2 separate regions of the Homo sapiens genome follow, and region 1 is linked to region 2. The links are chromatin loops, found by intact Hi-C in ENCODE. Cell type or tissue: A673. All regions are shown on one strand. Each heading gives the region's core, and the rest is flanking DNA. Links, peaks and the distances in the headings are about the cores only.

The links. Hi-C counts contacts between places; a loop is a spot of excess contacts. Peaks named below come from ENCODE experiments on the same cell type or tissue, not always from the same donor. Only the 100,000 strongest peaks of a DNase experiment are listed, where the experiment ranks them.
Region 1: it touches region 2 in a loop (2.2-fold over the local background); 3 of 110 quality-filtered maps call a loop at or near these places.

Annotation. Positions count from the first base shown.
Region 1 is chr12:44,313,102-44,321,447 of GRCh38, reverse strand. The region is part of intron 6 of TMEM117 (transmembrane protein 117); the gene reads right to left. It overlaps LOC124902922 (a long non-coding RNA gene), which reads right to left. Exons shown (of 2, transcript XR_007063281.1): 1 at 1-8,346. Among named protein-coding and RNA genes, the nearest start is that of TMEM117, 480 kb to the right of the region's middle. In A673, for the core only: a CTCF peak has its summit at 3,722 (motif pointing left); a DNase peak (open chromatin) is centred at 3,697.
Region 2 is chr12:44,506,663-44,515,008 of GRCh38, reverse strand. NELL2 (neural EGFL like 2) reads left to right here. Exons shown (of 20, transcript NM_001145108.2): 20 at 6,025-6,731. The coding sequence ends at 6,075. Among named protein-coding and RNA genes, the nearest start is that of NELL2, 370 kb to the left of the region's middle. In A673, for the core only: a CTCF peak has its summit at 4,323; a DNase peak (open chromatin) is centred at 7,328; H3K27ac peaks cover 2,185 bases.

The DNA.
Region 1 (8,346 bases), core at 274-8,273, 190 kb after region 2:
AGAATTTTCCTAGCTTGCTTCATAATACACGGAAGAACAATCATACCCCCTGATTTTGCTACTCTTTGCAGCTGTCTCTAGGAGATATGCCAATGGCACGCATAGAGGATACCCATTTCAACTAAAAGAGTTACCAGAAGAAAAGCTGGGCTCAGAGATGTATAAAGGAGTCAGCACAAACAATCTACTCTGGGTCTATGATGATTGTGCTTTGTAAAATACTATGAAAAGTGAATTACATCATAAACACTCCTACAGCTTACAGTAAATTTAATGCAGGAATTGTCTAATGTCAACAGGCTTTAAATAATCCCTGTAAAACAAATCTTTCAGTTTCTGATCAATTCAAATACAATTATCACATAGAAAATTTATCTTAAAAATAGCTCACACAAGTACATTGATCCGAAATTCTAAAGAAATGAAAAAATAAAATTGCTCCCAGTTGAGAATACTCTAAAATCTTTTCTTTAAAATGTGAATATTGAGTCCCAATGACCTGAAAGGAACTAGTTTAGGTGCTGGTCTAAATTCAGCCAACATCTGTTGAATATTCTCTGTGTCTGACGTGAACTATTCTAGGCAATTCTTACAACTTTTTAGTAAAACAATTAAATACATCCAAACAAATTTAAATGGAAGAGTAAAATAACTCTAATCGAAATATTTAAAAATTGCCATGAACAAATAATAAAAGAAGCACTAAAGTTTATTTGAGAGAGGCAGATGAGACTTCACAGAGAGGACAGCATATAAGCTGAGGGTTGGATGGCTGAGGGCAGTGAAGCACGCACACTGGGGAGATGCCCTTGTATTGCACATGCAAAGGTCTGTACTATTTTAAAAAGGCAGAATTCGGTAATCAACAAGTATTTCAAAATTTAATAGAGTGTAAAATGCAAGAGGTGGGGGTAGGAGAGGGAAGGTGGTGATAATGACCAGGAAGAGAAGGTCAGAAGCTAGGCATGAGCTAGATGATAAAAGGCCTTGTATAGATGACATGCAAATGAATTATTATTTAAAGAATTTTGAAGATAAGATTTTGGTGTTAAAAAGATTACTTTGGAATAATGGAGTAAGACCAAAAGAAGAGAAAGGGCTTTGTACTAATATAGGCAAAAGTTGATGGTAACATGAACTGTAAGGTATAGGTGATAAGAGTCTAAAGGAGGGGCAGATTCAAAAGATATTTGGCAAGAAGAATATATAGGCATGATGGCTGACTGGAAGATAAGTAGGAAAGAGAAATCTTGGATTTTTAAAAGGTTTTTTGGTGTGAGTGACTGGATAGATAACTGTTTGAAGGGTTGATGATAGCTTGGTTTTAGACATGATGAACCAGAGATGCCCACGTAAACATCCAGGTGGATAGAGCTGGTTGCCAGTTAGATATCCAGGTCTGAAATTCAGCAGAAGTCTTAGGGCTTGAGGAAGATTTGAGAAAGACTAGCCTATTGGGAGGCTGTTAGGCCATGGCAGTGAACAGAACTGCCTTAAAAAATAACTTGGATGAGAAGATAAGGAAACACAGGGCAGAATCACAGAGTATGTATAATGGACAGCTAGAGGAAGGAAATTTGACAAACTGGACTGGAAAGAAAGAGACATATAGTTAGGTTTTGAGCCAAGAAAAAAAATAGGTAATTTTATGAAAACCAAAGAATGAATTTTAAATATTGAATTAACTGGTAGTCAGAAGACAAAGTGAATGCAGCCACCAGATCTTATTTCTACACTCATTTAATAAATGTAAGAACTTAGCACTTTTGTATTTACGTCATCAGAAAATGCATTATTTTTCTTCCAAGACAGCGGATTAGAAGCTTGCAGTGTGTCTTAGCCACTTGGAAACAGCAAAATCATACATTTTAATTCAAATGCATGAATTTTAATTCAAAAGGGAAAACGGGAACCCATTAAGACAGTGAAGGACGTCCCAGACCCCAGGGAGGAGAAGGTGGGCAAGCAGCCCCTGGGAAGGCATTTGGTAAATAAAAGTGAGTGAAGACCCAGAACAGGGGGTGGGCAGAGAGCCTCCCTCTGTGAGTCACTTTTCCAATGGGGATCCATGCAACCCAGGACAAGAAAGAGCATTTTGTTTCTCCCAAGCCTTGGGACTAGCTTGGGGTGAGGCTTGGGGACATTGAGAGGAAAAGATACCAGGAATTCCTGCAGGCATTTTCCCAGACTCAGGATGGAGAGCAGGATGCCATTTTTAATCCAGGTGCATACAAAGTCAGTAATTCTTTGACAACCCAGCAGCATGGCCATGCAGGCATTATAGTCTTGGATCAGAGATTGCAGAGCTTGCTCTGGTGCTGAGTAGAGGCCTCCATAGCCAGAATTGAATGGTGCGTGTGGACAGTGCCCCAGTTGTAGGTGCTGGAATTGTGCTCCCCGTGTGTAGTTCTAGGGTGAGAGGGAAGCTGCTACAGCGACAGTTTCTCTTGAGCAATGAGACTTGTAGCCAGGCCTAGCTTGGCCACCTGGAAATGGCCTGTGTGTGACCTTGCTGGGAGCTCCATCCTGCTCACCTGAGATCATGGTGCAGGGGACACTCTCTGCTCCATGCCTAGGCAGATTTCCAGGCATTTGGAGCACCCACTTACATGAATTTGCATCCTGAGTCATCCCACCCTCTCTGTGCCTAGATTGTGGTGCAGCAGAGACCTCTCTGCTCCATGCCTAGGCAGTCAGAGCACCCACTCTCCTGGATCAGTAGGCTGAGCTGCCCCACCCTTCCTGTGCATAGACTGGGATGCAGTGGGGTCCTCTCTGCTCCATACCCTGGCAGATTTCTGGCCATTGAGAACACCTGCTCTTCTGGATTACCAGCCTGAGCCACCCCACCTTTCCTGTGCATAAATTGGCTTGTAGCAGGATTCTCTCCACTTCATGCCCAGGCAAATCTCCATGCAGATGGAGCACCCTGTTGCCTGGATCAGCAACCTTAGCCACCCTACCTTTCCTGTGGATAGATTAGGGTGTAGCAGGGCCCTCTCTGCTACACATCCAGGCAGAACTCCAGGTATTCAGAGCACCTACTCTCCTGGACTAGTAGCCTGAGCCATCTCACCTTAACGTACATAGATTAGAGTGTAGCAGGGCCTCTTCTGTTCCACGCATGCAGGCAGATCTCCAGACAATCAGAGCACTTCCTATCATGGACCAGCAGCCTGAGTCTCCCACCCCTCCTGTGCATAGATTGTGATGTAACAGGACCCTCTCCACTCCATGCTTAGGCATATCTCCAGGCATCTGAAGTACCCCCTTGCCTGGGTCAGTGGCCTGAGTTGCCCCACACTTTCTGTGGAGAGACTGTGGTGCAGTACGGCCCCCTATGCTACATGCCCAGGAAGATCTCCAGGTGCATCCACTCTACTGGATTAGGAGTTCGGGCCGTCACCCCTCCCCATGCAGAGAACTTAGGGCCAAGCAGGTTACCAAGCTCCATGCCTAGACATACCTCTGGGCGCTAGGTGGCCACGCATTAGGTGCTGGTGCTAGTACCTGCCATTGAGTGGCTGTAGGTGAGCCTGCCCAGTCCAGGCCCTACTCTCTTGGTTCCCTCATGTGGTGGTGAGTAGGGAGCTAAGACCACTGTGCACTAAACAGTTCAGCCCATTGCCTGCAGCATCAGAGACCTCCCAGTAAACAAGGTTGAAATATATACCCGTTCACGTTGGCCAGAGCTGACTTTTACCCATAAGTGCCATCTACTGGCCTGTAGGTAGAACCACACAGTCCAACATAAAACCAGCTGACAGAAGTGCATAGGGCTATAGAAGCAAAGCCAAGGCCAGGCTGGTGGATCACCTGAGGTCAGGAGTTCGAGACTAGCCTGGCCAACATGGTGAAATCCTGTCTCTACTAAAAATACAAAAAATTAGTCAGGTGTAGTGGCAGGCACCTGTAATCCCACCTACTTGGGAGGCTGAGGCAGGAGGATTGCTTGAACCCTGGAGGCAGAGGTTTCAGTAAGCTGAGATTGCGCCATTTGCACTCCAGCCTGGGCAACAAGTGTGAAACTTTGTCTCAAAAACAAAAACAAAAACAAAAAAATGAAGCAAAGCCAAAAGACCCTAGCCAACATTCTTTACAGTTACACCCACTAGGGAGAAAAACAAAGAAAAATTAAAAAAAAAAACATATATATATATATAATAGGGAAAGAAAGGGGAAAATCCTATTCACATGAAAATATTAATAATTACAAAAATTAGAAGTGCCAGTGTCTCCAGATGAGAAAGAACCAGTGCAACTTTTCTCATACCATGAAAAATCTGAATATTGTGACTCCACCAAAGGATCACACTAGATCTCCAGCAATGGTCCCTGACTAAAACAGACACTCAGAAATGACGGATTAAGAATGCAAAGCTTGGATTGCAAGGAGGCTCAACAAGATTCAAGACAAGGATGAAAGCCAAAAAAAAAAAAAAAAAGAAAAAGAAAAAGAAATTTCTGAAGAAATCCAGGAAATGAAGAAGGAGATAAACATCTTTAAAGAAAATCAGTCAGAGCTTCCAGGATTGAAAAATTCAATTAAAGAATTTCAAAATACAATTGAAGGTTTTATCAATATACTACACCAAACAGAAAAAGAATTACAGAGCTAGAAGACTAGTCTTTTGAATTAATCAAGTCAGACTAAAATAAAGAAAAAAAATTTTAATGAACAAAGTCTGAAAAATATGGGATTATGTAAAGCAAACAAATTTATAAATTACTGGCATTCCTGAGAGAGGAGGAGAAAAAGTAAACAATCTGGAAAACATATTTGAAGCAATAGTACAAAGAGTGTCCCTAGTATTTTTAAAGAGGTAGACACCCAGGAACAAGAAATCCAGAGAACACCTGTGAGATACCATACAAAAAGAACATCATCAAGGCATATAGTCATTAAACTGCCCAAGGACAATGCTAAAGAAAAAATCTTAAAGGCAGCTAGAGAAAAAGTTCAGACCATGCACAAATGGAATCCCATCAATTTAAAAGCATATGTCTCAGCTGAAATATTACAAGCCAGAAGAGATTGGGGGCCTATTTTCAGCATCCTTAAGGGAAAGAAATTTCAACCAAGAATTCCATATCCCATCAAACTAAGCTTTATAAGCAAAGTAAAAATACAATGTTTTCCAGACACCCCCAACAATAAAAAAACGCTAAGAGAATGTATCTCCATTAGACCAGGCTTAAAAGAGGTCCTTAAGGGAATTTTAAAAATGGAAACAAAATAACAATACCTGCTACCACAAAAATACATGTAAGTCTATAGTTCACAGACCCTATAGAGCAATTATATAACAGGAACTACAAAGCAACCAGTTAATAATTTCACCATAGGATTAAAACCACACATGACAATATTAACCTTGAGTGAAAATAGTCTAAATGCTTCACTAAGAAGACACAGAGAGTGGTAAACTGGATTAAAAAGTCTGTCTCCTGTCTTCCAGAGACCCCTCTCACAGGAAATGACACTTACAGGCTCAAAGTAAAGAACTGGAGAAAGAAAGATCTATCATGAAAATGGAAAACAAAAAAGAACAGGGGTTGCTATTTTTATATCATTGCTATTTTTATATCAGATAAAACAGACTTTAAGCCAGCAATAATAAAATAGGAAAAAGAAGGACATTATATAATGATGAAAGGTTCAATTCAACAAGAAGATTTAATAATCCTAAGTATATGTGCACCCAACATCGGAGCACCCACATTAATAATACAAATACTCCTATATCTATGAAAAGCCTTAGCCCACCACACAATAGTGCTCAGCCATAAAGCAAGTCTCAACAGATTAGAAAAAATAGAAATCATACCCACCATATGCTCTGACCACAGTGGAATACAAATAAAATCAAAACCAAGAAGGTATCTGAAAACCACACAATTACTTGGAAATTAAACTACTTTTCTCTGAACAATTTTTGGGTAAACAATGAATTTAAGGCAGAAAGTAAAAAATTCTTTGAAAGAAACGAACAGTCAACACAACATAGCAAAATCTCTTGGATGAAGCAAAAACAGTGTTGACAGGAAAATTTATAGCTCTAAACATCTACTTCAAGAAGTTAGGAAGATCTCAAATTTACAGTTTGGTATCACATCTAGAGGAACTAGAAAACTAAGAATAAACTAACTCCAAAGCTAGCAGAAGAAAAGAAATTATTAAAATAAGAGCAGAATTGAATGAAATTCAGACCCCAAAATCCATACAAAGCATCAATGAACCCAAAAGTTGGCTCTCTGAAAGACGAAACAAGACAGATAGACTGCTAGCTAGATTAACAAATAAAAGAGAAGATCCAAAAAAGTGCAATTTGAAACAACAAAGGTGATATTACAACCAATTCCACAGAAACACAAAAGATTCTCAGAGAATATTATGAACACCTCTATGCACACAAACTAGAAACTCTAGAAGAAATGGATAAATTCCTGGAAACACACAAGCCCCAACAGTGAATCAGGAAGAAATTGAAACATTGAACATACCAATACCCAGTTACAAAATTGAATTAGTCAAAAAAACCTACATACAAAAAAGCTCTGGATCAGATGGATTCACAGCTGAATTTTACTACATGTACAGAGAAGAGCTCGTACTAATTCTATTGAAACTATTTCAAAAAATGGAGGAGGATGGGCTCCTGCCTAACTCATACTATGAAGCTAGTATCACCCTGATACCATAAACTGATAAAGGCACAATGTAAAAAGAAAACTAGCCTGTAGTCCCAGCTACTCAGGAGGCTGAGGCAGGAGAATCCCTTGAACCCAGGAGGCGGAGGTTGCAGTGAGCTGAAATTGCGCCACTGCACTCCAACCTTGGCGACAGAGTGAGACTTTGTCTTAAAAAAAAAAAAAAAAAGAAGAAGAAACTACAGGCCAATATCCCTGATAAACATAGACACAAAAATCCTCAAAAAAAGAAAAAAAACTGCCAAATGAAATCCAGCAGCATATCAAAAAGTTAAGTCACCACAATCAAGTAGGCTTTATTCCTGAGATGCCAGTTGGTTCAACACACAAAACTAAATAAATGTGATTCACCACAAAACCAGAATTAAAAACCAAAACTGTATGATCATCTTAATAGAAGTATAAAAGGCTTTTGATAAAATCCAACCTCCCTTCATTATAAAACCTCAACAAATAAGCCCTTGAAGGAACATACATCAAAAAAATAAGAGTCATCTATAAAAAATCTACAGTCAACATCATTCTGACTGGGCAAAAGCTGGAAGTATTCCCCATGAGAACTGGAACAAGACAAGGATCCTGTTACCAACCCTATTCAACATAGTGTTGGAAGTCCTAGCCAGAGCAATCAGGCAAGAGAAAGAATAAAACGCATCAATAGGAAAAGAGCAAGTCAAACTATCTCAGTTTTGCAGACAATATGATTCTATGCCTAGAAAACCCTAAAGCCTCTGCCAAAGGCTCCTAGACCAGATAAACAACTTTAGTAAAGTTTCAGGACACAAAATCAGCATATAAAAATCAGTACCATTTCTATACACCAAAGAGGTTCAAGCTGAGAGCCAAATCAAGGACATAATCTCACTTACAATACCCACCCACACAAAAAAGTACCTAGGAATACAACCAACTAAGGATATAAAATATCTCTACAAGGAGAACTACAAAACACTGCTGAAAAAAATCAGAGATGACACAAATGGAAAAACATTCCATGCTCATAGACTGAAAGAATTAATGTCATTAAAACGTCCATACTGCTCAAAGTAATCTGCAGATTCAACACTATTCCTTCAAACTATCAATGTCTTTTTTCACAGAATTATAAAAAATTATTCTAAAACTCATATTGAACCAAAAGAGAGCCTGAATAGCCAAAGCAATGCTAAGCAAAAAGAACAAAGCCAGAGGCATCACACTACCTGACTTCAAACTACACTACATGGCTACAGTAATCAAAACAGCATGATATTGGTACAAAAACAGACAGACAGAATAATAGATCTGAAAAGTGAACCCAGAAACAAGCTGCACACCTACAGCCATCTGACCTTTGACAAAGTCAACAAAAATAAGCAATAAGGAAAGAACTCCATATGTAATAAATGGTGCTGAGATAACTGGATAGTCATATGCAGAAGAATGAAACTGTCCCCCTACTTTTCACCATATAGAAAAACTAACTCAAGATGGGATTAAAGATTTAAATGTAAAATCTCAAGCTATAAAAATCATAAAAGAAAACCTAGAAAATAACATTGTAGATAACAGGATTGGCAAAGAACTTATGACTAAGTCCTCAAAAGCAACTGCAACAAAGCCAAAAATTGACAAGTGAGACCTAATTAAATAAAG
Region 2 (8,346 bases), core at 174-8,173:
ATTTTAAACTATAACTTTTCATATTATTATTGTATTTGTTGTCCTACGGATTATAATATATATCATTAACTTATTATATTATAATTAGGTATAGTATTATACTACTCATATAAAATATAAGAACTTTGCAACATTATGATTTTATCCCCATAGCTTTTGTGCTAAAACAGTAATATATTTTACAACTCTGTTCACTATAAATCCTACAGTTCCATGTTATTATTTTTGCTTTAATAAGTTTTATGTCTTTTGAAGAAATTAAGAAAAGAAAAATGGTATATTTTATATTTATTCACATATAGTAATAGCTCCTTTTTCCACAAGGGATATACGTTCCAAGACTCCAAGTGGATGCCTGAAACCACAATATACTGAACCTTATTAAACACTATATATACTATGTTTTTTCTATACATACCTACAATAAAATTTAATTTATAAGTTGGCACAGTAAGAGATTGACAACAATAACTAATAATAAAATATAATTATAATAATATACTGTAATAAAAATTATGTGAATGTGATCTCTGTCTCTCTCTCTATCTCTCTCTGTCAAAATGTTTTATCATACATTTTACTCACTTGTTTGGGCCATGGTTGACCACAGGTAACTGAAACTGTGGAAAGATAAACTGCAGATAAGGAAAGACTACCGTATTTACCATTTCTGGTACTCTTCATTTCTTCTTACATATTGGAGTCTCCATCTGGTTACATTCCCTTCAGCTTGAATAACACTCCTTAGCATTTTCCTTATTGCAGGTGTGCTAGTAACAAGTTCTTTCAACTCTTATTTATCTGAAAGTGTCTTTATATTTGAAGAATATTTTCACTGGACATAGAATTCAGGATTGACAGATTTGTTTCCAGAACTTTAAAGGTGATATTCTATTATTTTCTAGTTTCCATTGTTTCTGATACAGTGATCATTTGTTTTTTTATTCCCTTGTATGCAGTATTTCTTTTTTCCCCTACTTTTTCCTTTCATGATTCTCTATCTTTGTTTTTAGTAGTTTGACTATGATGCACTTAGGTCTAATTTTTTTTTTTTTTGGTCTTTATTTTCTTTGGTGTTTGCTGGGCTTTTTGGATATCTAAGTTGATGTCATTTCACCAAACTTGAGAAAAGTTGAGCCATCGTTTTTTCACATATTTTGTCTGCCACATTTTTTTCTCTCATAGTTTTCTGAGACTCCAATTAAACATTCGCTTAGATGGTTTAATTATCCTAAAGGTCACTAAAGTTCTATTTTTATTTCAATATTTTTGTCTTTGTTTTATGGATTGGATAATTTCTATTGCTTTGTCTTCAAATTTACTGGCTTTTTCTTCTGCCATCTCTAATCTGCTATTAGGTTCATCCAGTGAATCTTTTCATTTCAGATATTGCATTTTTCAGTTCCAGAATTTCCACTTAATTTTTAGTAGTTTAATTTCTCTGCCAAGTTTTACCATTTATTCATTCATTATGACTGTATCTTTTAACATTTTTGAGCATATTTATGATAGATACTTTCCAGTCTTTGCTAATTACAACATCTGGATCATCTTCGAGTCATTTTCCATTCACTGCTTTTTCTCTTCATTAGGAGCCACATTTTCCTGTTTTTCTTCACGTCTATTAATTTTTATAATATATTGGATATGATGGATGATATGTTTTATAGATCATAGGTTCCATTGGCTTCTTGTGAAGACTGTTTTTGTTCTAGCAGGTTGTAAATTATTAGCCAATAACCTAGCACTTATTAGAGGTTGGCTTTACACCAGTTAGGGGGGGTCTGTTTCAAATTTACCTTTAGTTTTAGCATGAATCTCTTAATCTGTAGGTATTGTTTTACACCTAATCATGGCCCTTTTAGGCCTTCAATGGAAAGCTTGGATTATTTGGTTTTTCCTTTTATGTTTGGTTGACACATAGTGGTTGCACATATTTATGGGGGTACAGAGTGTTGATACATATGTACAGTATGCAATGATCAGGGTAATTAGGGTATTTTTTACCTCAAGCATTTATTACTTTGTGGTGGGAACATTCAAAATCCTTTCTTCTAGATTTCTGAACATATACAATAAATTATTATTAATTATATTTATCCTACAGTGTTATAGAACACTAGAACTTATTCCTCCTATCTAGCTGTGTAATTTTGTATACTTTAACCAACATCTTCCTATCCTCCTCTCCCCTATACTCCTCCTAGCTTCTGATCACCATAATTCTTCTTCTATAAGATGAATTTTTTAGCTCCAACATATAAGAGAGAACATGTAGTATGTATCTTTCTGCACCTGGCTTATTTCACATAATGTCCTCCAAGTCTCATCCATGTTGTTGAAAATGACAAGATTTCATTCTTCTTATGTCTGGATGGTATTCCATTGTGGATATATGCCACATTTTCTTTGTTCATTCATCTGTTGATAGACATTTAGGTTGATTACATATCTTGGTGATTGTGAAAAATACTGCATGGGGGTTCAGATATATCTTCAATATACTGATTTTTTTTTTCCTTTCAGTAAAAACCCAGTAGTGAGATTGCTGGATCATATGTTAGATCTATTTTAGTTTTTTGAGAAACTTTCATACTGTTTTTTATAATGGCTCTACTAATTTACAGTCCCACCAACAGTGCACAAGGGTTCCTGTTTCTCTGCATCCTCACCAGCATTTGTAATTTGTTCCTTTTTAATAAAAGCTGTTCTAACTGGAGTGAGATGATAGCTCATTGTGGTTTTGACCTGCGTTTCCCTGATGATTAGTGATGTTGAGCATTTTTAATATATGTGTTGGTCATTTGTATGACTTCTTTTCAGCAATATCTGTTCAAATCCTTTGCCCATTTTTAATTGGATTACTTGCAGTGTTTTGCTGTTATTTGAGTTCCCTGTACATTCTGGGTATGAATCTCTTGTCAGATGAATAGTTTGCAAATATTTTCTTCCATTCTGCAAGTTGTCTCTTCATTCTGTTGATTTTTTTCTTTGCTGTGCAGAAGCTTTTTAGTTTGATATAGTCTCATTTATCTATTTTTGTTTTTGTTGCCTGTGCTTTTGTGGTCTCACTCATAAAATATTTGCCTAGACCTGTGTCCTGAAGCATTTGTCTTATGTTTTCTTCTAGTAGTTTTATAGTTGCAGGTATTAATACTACATGTAAATCTTTAATCCATTTTTAGTTGATTTTTTATAGGTGGTGAGAGATAGAAGTCTAAGGAAAACTTAAACTGTTTATCAATCCTTTATATCTTAGAAGGACACAGATCTGACGCACTGCTTCAGTGAGCAGCATCTGAAAGCTCTTCTCATATCTTTCAACCTTCAAACTGTGGCTCTCTTGATTTGCTCTTTAGAATCTCTTCTGCAACTCAAAGATCAGCCAAGGATTTAAAAGGAGTTTGTTTACTGATTCACTTCTTCTTTTATAGATATTTCCCCCTCAATTTCCAGCCACTCTGACAACTCCCAAGCTGTCCTCTGACACCTCAGTGAGATTGTGGCTTTCTGCTTTCCTTATAGTTATCTCAAGCTGCACAGACTGGGGAGTGCCCTAAGGGGGAATACCAAGTGAAAACAACACTCACACAGTACATTTTCCTTCTTTCAAAGATTGAAACTGCTGTAGTGTCTGCCTGACACTCTCTATTGCTTTCAATTGTTATTTTTGTATTTTGTTCAGACTTTATAGTTGTTATCTATAGGAGGGTTAGTCTTATATAAGAAACTATGCTATCAGTAAAACTGGAACCCAAGTAGGATGCTTTATTAGTTGTCCATGCTTCCCTAATTAAGGAGCTGCCATTGATATGGTTTGTAGAATCCTGTTATAGCAGAACATATCCAATATGGAATAAGCAACACACTCCTGGAAGATTTTAGAAAACAAAGAAACCCTTCCTAAGACATACTTATGGGTGCAATATTAATGGTTTCTTCCCCATAGGGTTCTAATGCTAATTGCACATACTCAGTGATGGAAAGCTCCAGAAATTCCCTAATTATATTTCTGCTCCAAAGCCATATAATTTGAGGAGCTGATATTCCCAGGAACTGGTACACCCATCACTTTGTTGGGCCAATGAATTAAGAAAGATTGTGTGACCTGGTTATGGTCAGAAAACCTGTGCCTCTGAGCCGGCACCTCAGAGTGGCCTTTGTCAGACAGGAGAGGCAAAGATGGTTCCAGCCTGGGGCATCTTGGAGATTCTAGGGCACAGCTGAGTTCTACAAGTCTCAATCGAACAGTTCTGTCTCTAGGAATATGTTAGGGGCTGGAGATATGATGACAAAACTTTAAAATGCCACTAGGGGTCTAAGAAATGGTTGAGTCTGTCACTGCCAGAATATGAACTCAGCTTAATAATAAGTTAGAAAAGATGCAAATAAGTTAAACTGATAATATTCTTCTTGGATATATACTGGCTTTTTCCTCATCAGTGTGCTTTAGCAAAGGCTAGACTATCAAAATCTTTTCAGGTTTCCTTTTATAGAAACAAAGACACTTTCAGTTTTTATCATATTAAAGTATAATGCATTTCAATCATCAAAAGCCAATTTTCTGAGAGAAACTATATAATGGAGGATGTATTTTAGAGTCAGGCTAGCCTGAGTTTTAATCCTAGCTCTACCATTTACTAGCTGTGTGATTTTGGACATGATATTTAAGCTTTCTGATCTTCAGTTTCTGAATCTAAAACGTGTGACTATTAATAGGAATCCAACTGGGAATGCTGTGCGGTTGAAATTAGATAATGTATTTTAAATGCCTGGCAAAGTGTCTGACACAGAGTACACACTTAAGGAATGGAGGGATATTATCATCATCACGGTTTTAAAAACGATATTAACATTATCTATGAGTTAGCTGGTTGAGAAAAGTAAGAGTGCAGGGAATCAAAAGAATAGGATAGAAGGTTTTTCTTCTTTGTACAACACTATATTGTTTTGATACCTTATATCAAAAACTAATTATGCATATCTGGCCCTTCCCTGCCTATTTATCCTATTTCATCACCACAGTTTTCTTCCCTAACTGAAAATTCTTACCCAAAGCTTTTTTTCAGTTTCTTAACTACACAAAACTCTCCTCTGTGCGTTTGGCCACCTTTTCATGCAGTCTCCAGGTCTCGGTTTAAATATCACCTCACAGAACAGTCTACCCTGGACATTGACTAAGTAGCTAGTCTTTTATTAATCTCACACAACCACCTAGTGTATTTCCTTTTGTCTTAGTCAGTTCAGGCTGCTGTAACAGAATACCATAGACTGGGTGGCTTAAACAACGACAATTCATTCCCCACAATTTTGGAGGCTGAGAAATTCATTTCTCACATTCCAAGATCCAGACCCTGGCAGATCTGGTATCTCCAAGGACACACTTCCTGTTTGCAGATGGCCATTTCTCATTGTATCACATGGTAGATAGAGAGAGAGGACGCATGTGTTCTCATCTTTTTGTAAGGGCACTGATCCCATTCATGAGTGCTCTACCCTCATTCACTAATTACCTCTCAAAGGCTTTACCTCCTAATACCATCACACTGGGGATTAGGATTTCAACATGTGGGTTTTAAGAGGATGCAAACATTTAGTTCATAGCACCTTTCTAGCACTTTTCACAATTTTTGATTATATGTTTGCATGGTACTTACTAGTTTTCTCCCTAGATAAACTGCAAACCCTGCTCTGTGAGGTTAGTGACCATGTCTGCTTTATTTATTAATATACTTAGTGCTTACATAGACTTAGTACATATTTTGCAAATAAATGAAAGAACAAATGTGATACAGAGGATGCCAATGAGTAAATAAAGCCAGTTTATGACTTCCCACAAATACAATGGGCATAATAATTGAGTCTGCAATAGTAGAGTCATGAAAAGTGATTGGGCCATTGAATTTTTAGGAATGCAGAAATAAATTATACAGTTTTGTTTGTAAGTACCAATCAATAAATGTGATCATTTACTAATGGCTTAAAAATTCATACTGTTTTTCTTTCTACTTTTTTTAAATCTAGAATGGCCACATCTGTTGCTCAGTGGATCCACAGTGCCTTCAGGAACTGTGAAGTTAACTGTCTCATGGGAGATTTCTGTTAAAAGAATGTTCTTTCATTAAAAGACCAAAAAGAAGTTAAAACTTAAATTGGGTGATTTGTGGGCAGCTAAATGCAGCTTTGTTAATAGCTGAGTGAACTTTCAATTATGAAATTTGTGGAGCTTGACAAAATCACAAAAGGAAAATTACTGGGGCAAAATTAGACCTCAAGTCTGCCTCTACTGTGTCTCACATCACCATGTAGAAGAATGGGCGTACAGTATATACCGTGACATCCTGAACCCTGGATAGAAAGCCTGAGCCCATTGGATCTGTGAAAGCCTCTAGCTTCACTGGTGCAGAAAATTTTCCTCTAGATCAGAATCTTCAAGAATCAGTTAGGTTCCTCACTGCAAGAAATAAAATGTCAGGCAGTGAATGAATTATATTTTCAGAAGTAAAGCAAAGAAGCTATAACATGTTATGTACAGTACACTCTGAAAAGAAATCTGAAACAAGTTATTGTAATGATAAAAATAATGCACAGGCATGGTTACTTAATATTTTCTAACAGGAAAAGTCATCCCTATTTCCTTGTTTTACTGCACTTAATATTATTTGGTTGAATTTGTTCAGTATAAGCTCGTTCTTGTGCAAAATTAAATAAATATTTCTCTTACCTTATAACACATGTGAGTCTGAGTATCTTGTTTAATATGTTCCTCTTTTCCACAGATGATTCTATAAAAATTGCATTCTAGTTCTGCTGATGATAAACTCCTGCTATGTTATTTCTAAATTGAAAGTTGCTATTTCCAAATTTCCAAATTGAAAATGATATGCCTAAGTAAGGGATGTGATGGATAACTTAGTTCTTCCTCTCTAGATCCTCAATTTCACCCTTTCTACCCTGCTGTGCATCCTGGGGTGGCTGACCTATACAGACCCTAATAGTGGGTTCCTTTTCCTCTTGATTCTTGTCTGGTTTCAATTATACTGCAGCAGGAAACACAGCTGGCATATTAGGAAGAGGTCAAGTTTGGATATTTATTCCGCTGGCTCCCTTCCTGCCTGGCCACCGCCATGATTTGGTGTGTCACCTTACTGAAGGTTATATCTCTTGAAAGGTACTCCTCTCTGTCTCACTGCCTCACCAGGTTCTGATAACTTCTACTGTTTGCATCTTCTGGCTTAGGGATATTAACAGCTCTGGCTATTCTGTCCTTGGGAGGTAACTGTTCAATCTTGTTTTCTCTATTTCTAGGCATATCTTTATAAATGGTCCCTTTGTTATACTCTTTAATTAGCCAGCTTGAGTGTGCCATCTGTTTCCTGCCAGGATTCTAACTGATACACATAAGGAGAGCAGTATGTGAGGTTGAGAATGTCTTCAAGAATTGGTCCTTCACGTTTTGATATAAAATTTTTAAAAATATCAATGTTAAAAGATATTATGATATTAATTACATGTTAAATATTTTGATGCACCAGAATGTCAGAGGGGATAAAAGTAAACATCCTGAAACTCAATAAAGGAAGCCAATCCAATATTGCCCTGTTATGTTTTACACTAGGGTGAAAAGGAAATATAAGTATTGTCAAATTAATTTTCGATGCATAGAGGCATTTTTTAAAAAAAAATTAAAATGAACACAAGGTGACCACCGCAAGCTACAGAAATGATAAAGTGGCTTTTAACTGTTCACTCACTATTGCTATGGAAACAACCTAGCACGAGCTGAGTTGAAAGATAATTCAAAAATGTCTTCATAGTTTGGCATGGTAATATTTATTGAATGTGTAAAATCAAGTAGCTATATTCCCTGAATTTATCATAAATGATTTTTCTGTAGCCTTTTTATGTTTAATTTAATTTAATTCAACAGAGCATAAGGTTTATTTTTTGTCAGCTGTATTACAATGGTAAATAGCAATTTAGCTTCCAAGAAGATATCTGTTAATTTGAAGTTTTTTCAAGTTATTTTTTCCTTATATAGCTTTGTGATTTCATATTGAATCCTCCTGAAAAAGTATACTTTACTCATTTTTATAAGAGAGTAAGAAATGTGTGTAGGAAAGTGTGTGTGTGTGTGTGTGTGTGTGTGTATACACCCATATAGATACATATTTGTCATTTAGATATGTCCTTCTGGAAGGAGAAGCAAGGCTGGAATTTTATATTACAAATCCTTTGGAAATCTTTGTAGGGCTCTGGGCATATTGGTGGCTTGCAGATCCTTGGTTTCTATAGGCCGCTGAGTGAAAGAAAACTCATAGTTAAGAAGAAAAGAAGGAAAATACA